Linked DNA regions of Homo sapiens: regions 1 and 3 are each linked to region 2. Evidence: chromatin contacts called from ENCODE Hi-C data. All regions are on one chromosome and are shown on one strand. The core of a region is the stretch at or near the end of the contact, and the rest is flanking DNA. Distances in the headings are between cores, read along the strand shown.

Region 1 (3,654 bases), core at 971-3,470, 2.0 Mb before region 2:
CGCTAGACCCCACAAATTATCTCACCAGTCCTAAGAGGAAACGTTGTGTTTCCTCTTTGTTTAGATTTCTGTTCAACTTTCCCCTCCTGAAAGAAGCCTGGTCTGGCCACCCTGCCTAAAAGAGCCAAGGCATTCCGGCATTTAGAGGTAAAGAATAGGAGGAAGGGTCAGGAAATGAGATTGTGAGGAGCAGTCAGTAAAGGTCGAATGCCAACATGAAAAGTGTGTTATGCATGAAACAAAAAATTAAAAAAATTAAAAGGTAATTCATGAAAGGAGGGAAGTGGTCAACTTTGCCAAATGCTGCTGAAAGGTCAGATAAGGTGCAGACTTAGAATTAACCCCTAGATTATTTTTGAATGATAATCAGTTATCATAGCTGTTTATGGGGTAAATGTCCACAGCCTTTTTTTTCACTAAGGTAAAATTTACATAAAGTAAAATACTCTTTCTGGCTTAAAGTTCTGCAAGTTTTCAGAAACATACACAGTTGTATTATCACCACCATAATCATCACATAGAACTTTTATCAGGACTCAAATATCCTGTGGCTTTTTGTAGCCAACACCTTCCCCATAGCTAGCGACAGATCTGTTTTCTGCCTCTGTAGTTTCACAATATGTCCTATAAATGGAATCATTCAGCATGTGGCCATTTGAATCTGACTGTTTTTACTTAGTATAAAGCCTTTGAGACTCATCTTCTTATTACACATATCAGTAATTCCTTTGTATTTACTGATGAGTAGCATTGCAGTGTATAGATGGACCACAATTTGTTTCTTCATTCCGCTACTGATGATTCTTTCAGTTTTGAAAGTGACAAATGAATTCACAATAAATATTCACATAGAAATTTTTGTTTGAACATAGGTTTTCATTTCACTTGAGTAAATACTTAGCTCCTGGGTCATATGATAATTGTATGTTTAATTTTATGAAAAAAAAAAAACCTGAATGTTAAAACTGCTTTTCAAAGTTGTTAAACCATTTTTTATGACTACCAGCAATATAAGTGAATTCTAGTTGCTATATAGGTTTTTTTCTTTTAGTTTTAGCCATCCTAAAAGATGGCATATCATTGTCGTTTTAATTTCCATTTCCCTAATGACTAATGATACTGAGCATCTTTTCATGTACTTATCTTCCAACTCTATTATCTTCTTTGGTGGATTATCCATTCACATCGTTTATCCATTTTTTTCATTGAATTTGTTGTTCCCTTATTAGTGAGATATGAATATTCTGTATGTATTCTGTCCACCAGACTTTTATCAGTTATCTACTTTGCAAATATTTTCTCAGAGTCTGTGGCTTTTCTTTTTATTCTCTTACTAATGTTCTTCAAAGAGCAGAGGTTTCTAAGTTTGATTAAGCCCAAAATATCATTTTTTCTTTCATAAATCCTGCTTCTGCTGTCACAATTAAGAAATCTTTGCTTAACTAACACACGTTTAAAAATTTTTCCTAATGTTCTTCCAGAAATTTTATAGTTTTAGATTTTATACCTATGACCATGGGATTTTGTAAGATAGAAGTCATCGGTGACTTTTTTGAGTATCAATTAATTTGTGGGAACAAAGACCTAGTCAAAATAGATCAAAGAGAAAATAGGAGATAAAAGTATTGAGACTGTCTTTATAGACAATGTTTATAGGACTTCTACTACAAAGACGAGGTGAAAATTAGGGCAATCGCTGGAAAGAAACCCTTACAGGTGGAGTATGATGCTGGTTGCGTGTGGGTAAGCAAAATCGGACACACTGGCCTGTGTTTTTAAAAAGTAGTACAAATTGAGACAAATTGGAGGAGAGAAAATCCAGAGAAATCTCGCTCAGTGGGTTAAAAGCTCCAAGCATAGAAACTGGTTATTTAAAATGAAAATAACAGGGTGTCTAGGGCAAGTAAGGATAAACTTCTATGCTTTTGCCTCAGAGCCAGTAAAATGTTTGGCTTGGAAAAAATGAAAAGAGGTAGGAAAAGAATTTCAAATTGACCTTAAACTCAGAAACTTGTCTGATTGAATCTTTTTCCATGGATTGAGCAAGAGAGAATTAGTAAGTGAGGGGGTGGGGGTATCTATTCCCTGGGCAGAACTTCTATGGGTCTCACATTTCCTAGGATCTCTTTAAACCTCCTTTAAACACACTCTGTTTATAAAGTGACCTCAGTGGTTTTGGTACATTCCCTACAGTCCTGGCATTCTCTCTGCTCAGTATCACAGAAAGTAGGCAGTGAGTCAGAGGCAGAGATTAAACATACATGTATGGAATATCAAGCTGAAAAAAAGATCTTTTCAGGTTGCTCGTTCCTTTAATTATAAAATATTCTACAAGCTTTCAAAGGGAAAACAGAGAGAGCACAGTTAACAAATCAAAGAATGCCATGGTAGTCAAAACTATTATGTAGGGTTTGATTTCTAGGACTAGATTAAATTCTATGAAACAACATTCTGGCTTTCTGAGAGGAGAGTCTGAAGCTTCCCTTCAGAGCCAGTGATATCTTCTGGGAGATAGGCCTACTGTACACGCATAACTCAGTTACTGAGTAATCAAAAAGGAAACCAAGGCATTTATTTTGATATGTTTATAAAATTAGGGACGGGTATTAAGTTTTTGTGGTAGTTTTAATTTTTCCTTTGTTAGCTTGTTTCTACTGTCATAAAACTAGCAGTTTCCAGTTAAAAGTTATGCAACATATGCCAACAAGGGCTAAGATTAATTAAACCTGAAATAATTATTTCTTTAAAATGTCCAATTAAGCATTGCATAGCATATTGTGGAAACTTTTAATGGAAGAAATTATAATTAAAAAATAGTATATATAATTTATATGTCATAATGATTCTTGTGTGTGTCCACATGGCATCAAAGAACCATGAAAGGAATAACGTTACTTCTCAGGCTAGTGCATATGGTCTTGCAATGCCATTTGGTAAATCCTGGTCTTTAAAGTTCCTAATTTTCATTTCACTTATGTTAGAAACAGTGAAAAAGTTAGGGAAAAAAATAGCACTTATGACATTTCAACTGCCAAAAATGTGAAAATTACATTACACCTGATTTATACATACAATTAATAAATAGTCAACGATCCCCAATAAATCAATCAGATCCTTATTACTATATGTAAATAATAAAGGTGGAGTAGTTCTGATCCTCGGAAAAAGAGGAATTTCAAATTTCTTGTTAGCCTCTTCATTTCATAGAATCTTTTTTTTTTTTTCGAGACGGAGTCTCACTCTGTCGCCCAGGCTGGAGTGCAGTGGCGCGATCTTGGCTCACTGCAAGCTCCGCCTCCCAGGTTCACGCCATTCTCCTGCCTCAGCCTCCCAAGTAACTGGGACTACAAGGCGCCCGCCACCACACCCGGCTAATTTTTGTATTTTTAGTAGAGACGGGGTTCCACCATGTTAGCCAGGATGGTTTCGATTTCCTGACCTGGTGATCCTCCTGCCTCGGCCTCCCAAAGTGCTGGGATTACAGGCATGAGCCACCGCGCCCGGCCCATTTTATACACAACAGGACCCAACCCAATTTGAGGACATAGTACCAATCCACTTCTGCCAGTGAAATTATTATCACATTTTCTCTAAATCCAGTTCAAGTCACAATTATAGCTAATAATTTTTACTTTTCTGCGTGCCAGCATGTGC
Region 2 (3,700 bases), core at 233-2,732:
CCTCCCGAGTAGCTGGGATTACAGGCGCCCGCCACCATGCCTGACTAATTTTTGTATTTTTAGTATAGAGAGGGTTTCACCATGTTGGCCAGGCTGGTCTTGAACCCCTGACCTCAGGTGATCCGCCCACGTTGGCCTCGCAAAGTGCTGGGATTACAGGCGTGAGCCACCATGCCCTGCCGAAGGGGGATATTTCTTTAAAATCTGATAGAGTTGCTATGGTTAGCTATTTATTTATTTATGAGACAGAGTCTTGCTCTGTCACCCAGGCTGGAGTGCAGTGGCATGATCTCAGCTCACTGCAACCTCCGCCCACTCCCCGAGTTCAAGCGCCTCAGCCTCCTGAATAGCTGGGATTACAGGCATGCATCACCACACCCGGCTAATTTTTTATGTTTTTGGTAGACACGGGGTTTCACCATGTTGGCCAGGCTGGTCTTGAACTCCTGATCTCAAGTGATCCGCCGGCCTCCGCCCCTCAAAGTGCTGGGATTACAGGCGTGAGCCACTGCACCTGGCCGCTAAGGTTGGCTTTAAAGATTTACTGATTTACTTAACACTTGAAGGAGTTCAGGACAATAATACCGCATGTAGGAAAAAAGGCAGGGTAGGTTCTGTGACAGGTAAGCAAAGCCTATGGGCGAGGGGAGAGAGGAGCTTATTAGGTACGAACAGATAAGAAATTCGATCTTGTTGTTCCCAGTTACTATCTAAAGCCTGGGTCTCCACTCCATTCCACCAGCAAAATTTTACTGAGAATCTGTATGTATGAGACACTTAATGGTATACAGATAAAATCATCTTACAGTCTAGTAGGGGCGACAAGACATAACACAAATAAGTATAATACAAAGTGCAAAACAGTAAAATACCATTAAATACCACAGTATTGCCAAGAAGGAAGAAATTCCTCCTGGTAGGAGAAATTAGAGCAAGTTTCAAAACTAATGTGGTAATTTTGAGCTCATCCTGAACGAAAGAAATAGGGTCAGCAAAGACCCATCATCTTTGTAGGAAAGCTTGAGACACATACGGAAAAGTATAAGTAAGTGCATTTGACAGGAGCAGCAGGAAGTGGGGTGGTTAGGGCTAAGGCTAGAAATAGAGACCACAGATGGCCAAAATTCCCAGCCTAAGGGGCTAGGATTATAACCATACAAAGCCAACTACAGACATTTTAAGCAGTCAAGGGCCAAGTCAAAACAGGATAAGAGGTTCTGCTTCTAGGAGAAGGAGGACATAATTCAGAGCTACCCTAATGCACAAGTTTAAAACAAGGACTAAGTCATGAGTCATGTGTGCATGAGTAAGAGTAAGAAATGAACACAGAACTAATTTCGGGTCACAAACAAGTTTTCTGAGTTCATACTGAACTACAGCTGAGGAAGCAGAGTCAAGGGCCAGCTGCGGTAATACACAGTGAGTCACTAGTAAATCAGTGACACAGGTCTCAGCCCCAGGGCAGTGACCTCAGACTGGCCCGCATAATGGTCAGATAGGTATACCTTGGTCCTAGTCAGCCTGTGAGGACACCTGAAGTTTCTGTGAAAACAGGAACAGGACAGCAAGTTTGGACAAAGTGAGGATCTGAAAACTCCAAGGATACTTTCAAGATATTAGGCTAAAAATCCCTAAATCTCATCAGATATTAGATGGCAAAGACTTGTAGATGACGTTCACAAATCTGTCCAGGTCAGAATCACCATGCTTATTTAACAGTTGAGGTGTTTTCATATCCCTCAGTCGTAATTGCTATTATGAACATATTTTTTGTAAAGTGCTCCACATTTTACAACACTGCCTGCAGGAATGCTTCCCTAACCACAAAAGTCTTTCCCATCACAATGTAAATGCTTATTGATTCCACCGTATTCACAGCAGTCTACAGCATCCTCCATTTAGAATATAAGCTTCAGAAGGCCAGAATTGGAACCATCATCACCAGACCTTCCAATACACAGCACATACTATGTGTTAAATAAAAGTGTTGATTGAACAAGTGTATTGACTTTTTAGCTGGTTCTAGTTAGCATTTAAATTTATAATATGTAGAAGACTAATTTGTAATAAAAAGACTGACAATAAAAAGTAAGAGAGGAGATAGGTAGCTCTGTGTGTACGTGTGTGTGTGTATATCATAAAGGAATTAGCCAACCTTTTAACTAGTTGTTTTTCATTAATTAAAGGCACTAAAGCAAATACTCAAAAGAAAACTATCCTCACCAATGTGAGGAAAGAAAACAAAATGTTTAATGATTACACACTGAATTCTACGCCTGCCTGTTACAAGTGGCTAAGAAGCAACAGAATTTGCATTCATATCTAGGTCTGCCTGACTTCAAAATTCATATTCTTTCCAAGAAATCCCTGTCTCCTGCATGCTCAAAATAAAAGTTTTAGGAATAAAAAAGTACACAAAGAAAAAATATTAACGAATTTAATCCTTAGAATGAAGCATTAATCCCATCAATGCACAAATGCTGTCATTTTGCCTAAAATATGTCCACTACATAAGAGACAATTGCCAAAGAAGGTTTTGGGGATTTTTTCCTCCAAGGCTGACTCCACACTCAACAGTAGTGGCACCCTGAATGTCCTGTCATGTTAGCAGCAAGCAGTAGTAATCTATCCTCCGCATTTGTACTGACGGCATCTTTAGAGAAAGTACACCCTTACATCCTGCCCCAAGTGAAAGAATCTGCTGCTTAAAGTTGCAGTGACTTTTCTAATCCCCAGTCCAGCTCTGCCAGTTTTAAACTACAGGTTCTTATATTTATCAGCAGAAACCCACCAGGGTGCTCAGATCCTGAGTCAGCTTCAAAAACCCCAGCAGCAGCTGGTAAAAATGGAATGCTAATTCATTACAGATGGTAAAACACTGCCTACATTTTAATTTATTTACATTTTCAGAAATTTTGAATCTGCAGTTAGATTGCCAAATTATTTTAACATGTAAGTTTAGCCTTTTTCAATTCGGTCTGTGCTTAATAAAAATTAATGTTTATCTGTTAAAAATTCTTTCAACAAGCCCAATTAGTCCTATGTTCCCACAGTTTATATTTTTAAAGCTATTTAAGCTAGTAAGCCTTTTTTTCAATTTCTTATTATACAAATCACACACAGAGTCAGGACAAAACTGGGTCTAAATCATACCAAAATGTTTCAAATAGATCTATTATATATGAGGATAATTTTCAGTAGCTTTGTATTTTCCACAATTGCCATGTTTAGTAATGTGAAACTAATAAATTAATAAATTGTAAGATTATTAAATAGCTTTACAGACCCTATTTTTTTTCATTAGTGAAGGTAATAGAGACAGAGAACACATTATTACTTAATTTTTAAAAGCCAAGGGAACAGAGAAAGGATATACCCAAATTAAATGCTTACAGCGCTGCTGCCCTCTCCTGGAATCAATCTTCCAACCCCCCTCCCCACATCTCAGAGACAATGGTGAACATGAAATATTATAACTGTACATACTGAAACATTTTATAAGAGTGGGAAGCACTATTTTTTTTCTTTTATCAATTCAAAGGTCTACAAAGATACAGAATGATCAAGTCATATGTAACCATCTCTTCAAATGCTCAGTGCTTACTTGGAAGCATGTCTTGCCACCTACTTATCAAAAGGGCTAGACTTTTTTTTTTTTTTTTTTTTTTTTTTGAGACGGAGTCTCGCTCTGTCGCCCAGG
Region 3 (3,590 bases), core at 1,069-3,568, 2.8 Mb before region 2:
CAGATTTACTGCACTCTGTTATTTGGGGTAAGCTAGTAGGTCACTGTGCAATTATTTACAACTTGCAATATCATTGCATGTTTTAACACTACAATTGTATTGCAAACTAATCCAAAAGCAGAGGATTTGTCTTCTCTTTTCTTGTCTCCTGATAATATTTAATAGGATTATTTGTAAAATATAAGTGCCCAGTGGCTGCTTATTTAAAAATTTGAGAGCTTCGTATCTCACCCAGGTTGTTTCCTGAGGTTCACAATTTATTTTTAAAATGCCATCAGTAGTGAATATGCCAGAAGTTAGCATTGTAGCCAGTATGTATATGTATAACCATTACCTTGAATAAGGATAATTAGAAACAATTTTATTTTCTCATCCCTTTAAAATTATTCAAGGTGAAATGGGCAGGTGCATAATTATCTTCTGTCTCAGGATGGAAATGTGGGTAAACCACGTGACTACTCTTACCTAGAAAGATCCATAATCACTTTAAGTCACTAAATACAGTGTGCTTCAGTAAGTAGAATGTGTCCAGGCCAAAATATTAATAAATGCTTTAGTTTTTATTGAAAAGGATTTCTTACTCTCGACTAACTTTAGGTTGGTGTTTGCCTGGCCTGGGAAAAGGCCCTGGGATAGGTTTCTGCCTGCTTCTCAGTCACCTCCTCACCTCCTCACCTCCTCCAGCTTTAGCAAGCACACATTACAGATCCACCAATGTTAAGTGTGAGAAGAGAGGACTGGGAAAGGGAATAGGGCAATCTTACTTGGCCATCTGGTTTTCTTTTCTCTAGGTCTTGTAGATGGCTAAAACTCATCTCTTACGTCTTGGGATGCTGTCATTTGCTGTTGCTGACAGTCATTGCTGGGGACTGTGCATGTCAAGGAGAGTCTTGCCTTGGGAGGCTGCATTTCTATTCCAGTGGTTATTTTGGTTCTTTCAGCAGCTGTTAGCAACTTAGCACATACGTCTGGACCTCCGGCACACCATCCCTCTCTGTGATCCTAGTATACAGGAAGCAAGAGCAGCCCACCTTGTCTTCTTCTCCTTCAAGGTCTACATCTGTTCATTGGCAAACACTTTGCCATCTTTAGCTACATCCAGTGCAATCATCTCTATCCTCTTCCACAGGCTGCTTAATTTTCTTGGGCTTAAGCCATGCCCTAAACTTTGTGACTCTCTCAAAAGCAATGAGCACATTTACAGTTTTTTCAATTGTCCTTTTGAGATGCCCAGAGGTAAAGGACACTGTGAGTAAGCTCTACTGTTCCTTCTTGGGGTAGGATGTGGACTTTGTGTGTTAGCTATACTTCAATGACAAAGTTGAAGGCCTTACATCATAACTCCTATTGTTCTCTATTTCACAAAGTGTCTTAAAATTTGTTGTCATTCTTGAATCTCAGCAACCCTGTTAGATAAAAAGACAGGTTATAGCATCCACAGTTGATAGATGGAAAAATTGAGATCTGGAGAGAATAAGTAACTTATGCAAGCACAGGAGGCAGCTAAGTTAAAACAGTGCTTGAGATTAGAGATCAGATTTTCTGATTACATGAAAACAATTACTGGTTATCAATAGGGATCACACAGTCCTGGGAGGAGGTGGTAGATTTGGGGAAATGTCAGAATGGGGAAACGAGAATGTGTAGTTTGGGAAAAAATAAAAGCAAACATTCCCAGTGTTTGATTTGTTTTTCATTGCGTTAGTGGTATTTCAAATAACTGTGTCTGTGAGACTTTTATATTTTTCGAAAGGAGACATAGATAAAAAAATATGAAGGAAAACTACACTCAAAATAGGCCGCTTCACTGGTTGCCATTGTCTTAACTCAGCTGATCTGGTGTGTCAGAGTTAAGACACTTTGATTTTATGTAATGCACTTTACCAAGATGACATTTATATTGAGATAACGAGTGAATTTCTTATTCCAGTTGAGATTTAAGAATTATCAGCATAAATGACCCTTTAAAATTAGAGATAATGAAGACTTTAAACCTTAAAATCCCTGGGAAGTTTTTTATTCAAAAAGCCAAAGAGCTAACCAAACAGAAATAGACCATAAACCTGAACTCTTACTCCTCCTGCTCCCTCCCACCCTAAGGCCCTCTGATTTTTCTGGTTTATTTTAGGCCCATACAGAACAAAACCCTGGCTGTTCCTTAACAAGTGAGAATGACTTGCCCAGACACACAATAAAACATTTGTGACAAGCGAGCATGCACGCCCTTAATCCAGATCTTGCTCAGCACAAGGTACTCTCTGGCTGCCTGATTCAACAAAGAGCCCTCTGTCCCTGCTCCTCGCGGAGGCTGAATGCCAATTGTCTTAAATCTGATTGCTCCTTGAACCCCAGTCCCCTCGTGGATGCATGAGAGTGCCACCCAGAATGCCAGGACCCATTAGGCTGAGCTGACTGAGGAGATAGCTTTAAATCAGATTTCCTTTATCTTCCTTCTCTAAAAATTGTGGTTGTTACCTTTATGCTTGTTTTTCTTCTCTCCAAGCCCTTAAGTGTTCACTCCTCACGGCTCTCCTTACCCAAAGCAGCTGCTTTTTCCACAGGGTCAAGCTGCGTTACCTTCGACAAAGATGTCACTAGTCTGAAGCAGCCTTGATTCTGTTAGATATCCATCCTGGGGGCACACCATTGCATGGTGTACTAAAAAGCAAGTAATCAATAGGAAACAAAATACCTGGCCATAAACAAGTTGAAGAATGCTTTGGAGAGGAGAAAAGGGAAAATAAATCGAGAAGGCATTACTGAGAGGCCTTCGTTAAAAGAGAGGAGAGTAAGATGGCCTTTTGATAAGCCCTTGATATAGCATCCCTCCCAAATCTAAAGTTGTTCACAGCTCATCCTGTACTCTCTTGTTTATTTTAATAAAAACTAGAACAACTTATTTCCAACTGTGGAAGCAATATGCTTATTGTAAAAAATGTAAAACCAAAAAATACGAAAAACTGAAAAACCCCACAATTTGGGAATATATTAAGTTGTCTCTCTCTCTCTCTCACTCTCTCACTGTCTCTCACACACACACACACGGTACAGTTTATTTTGTAAACAAATTATTTTTCTCTAAAAGTATGTTATGAATATGTTAGTAACAAATAATATCTGGCTGGCATTTTATGTGGTTATATCTTTATTTATTGGTTTTGCTGCAAAAGGCTTTATTGTCTCCAACTGGTTCACAGCTTGAGACACAGGGCCTGGAGCTTTTTAAATACCCTGGAGGTACTTAAACAGCTGCCTAGTGGATGGAGGTACCAGAAGCCCTGGTACCAGGCGATGCAGAGAAGCTTCTCAAACGACACGGGCTCCAGAGCCTTCCAGTGCTGCTTCACGGGGAGGTTTTGGAAGACAGACTGGCCCAGTCCAGCCTGTGAAGGGTGGACAGGTGGTCACCGGTCTTCTTGCTGAGTTCTTTTTCCCTCCTCGTCTAGGAAATGGCTCTCTAGGAAGTCACCAAGATAGAGTCTGTGCGGGCAGAACCCAGGGCAAGCAGATACAGAAGGACCAGCTTCTGGTTCTTCTCAACAGTCAGGACGGCTTCCACAGCATCCAGGCTTTTACACCCCTCATCTTGG

The links. A loop is a pair of places that touch in the nucleus more often than their neighbours do. Pooled maps may share reads with other maps.
Region 1: a loop to region 2 is called in a map of Calu3, with 2.4 times the contacts of the local background. The contact joins two enhancer-like sites. A Hi-C loop is called at or near these places in 2 of 168 maps with a recorded cell type or tissue (Calu3 and PC-9) and 2 of 50 pooled maps.
Region 3: a map of chondrocyte shows a loop between it and region 2 (3-fold over the local background). The contact joins two enhancer-like sites. A Hi-C loop is called at or near these places in 2 of 168 maps with a recorded cell type or tissue (Calu3 and chondrocyte) and 2 of 50 pooled maps.

What each region holds. Positions count from the first base shown.
Region 1 is chr6:22,879,722-22,883,375 of GRCh38, reverse strand. No RefSeq gene overlaps it. Among named protein-coding and RNA genes, the nearest start is that of LINC03005, 160 kb to the right of the region's middle. Within about 2 kb of position 2,220, at least 5 of the 41 ENCODE cell types and tissues checked have a DNase peak (open chromatin) inside an H3K27ac peak, as active enhancers do; they include PC-9, where a contact is called at or near this core.
Region 2 is chr6:20,875,278-20,878,977 of GRCh38, reverse strand. All of the region lies in intron 9 of CDKAL1 (CDKAL1 threonylcarbamoyladenosine tRNA methylthiotransferase), which reads right to left. Among named protein-coding and RNA genes, the nearest start is that of CDKAL1, 340 kb to the right of the region's middle. RefSeq lists enhancers at 1,125-1,354, 698-1,897. Within about 2 kb of position 1,482, at least 17 of the 41 ENCODE cell types and tissues checked have a DNase peak (open chromatin) inside an H3K27ac peak, as active enhancers do; they include PC-9, where a contact is called at or near this core.
Region 3 is chr6:23,649,564-23,653,153 of GRCh38, reverse strand. No RefSeq gene overlaps it. Among named protein-coding and RNA genes, the nearest start is that of NRSN1, 470 kb to the left of the region's middle. Within about 2 kb of position 2,318, at least 4 of the 41 ENCODE cell types and tissues checked have a DNase peak (open chromatin) inside an H3K27ac peak, as active enhancers do.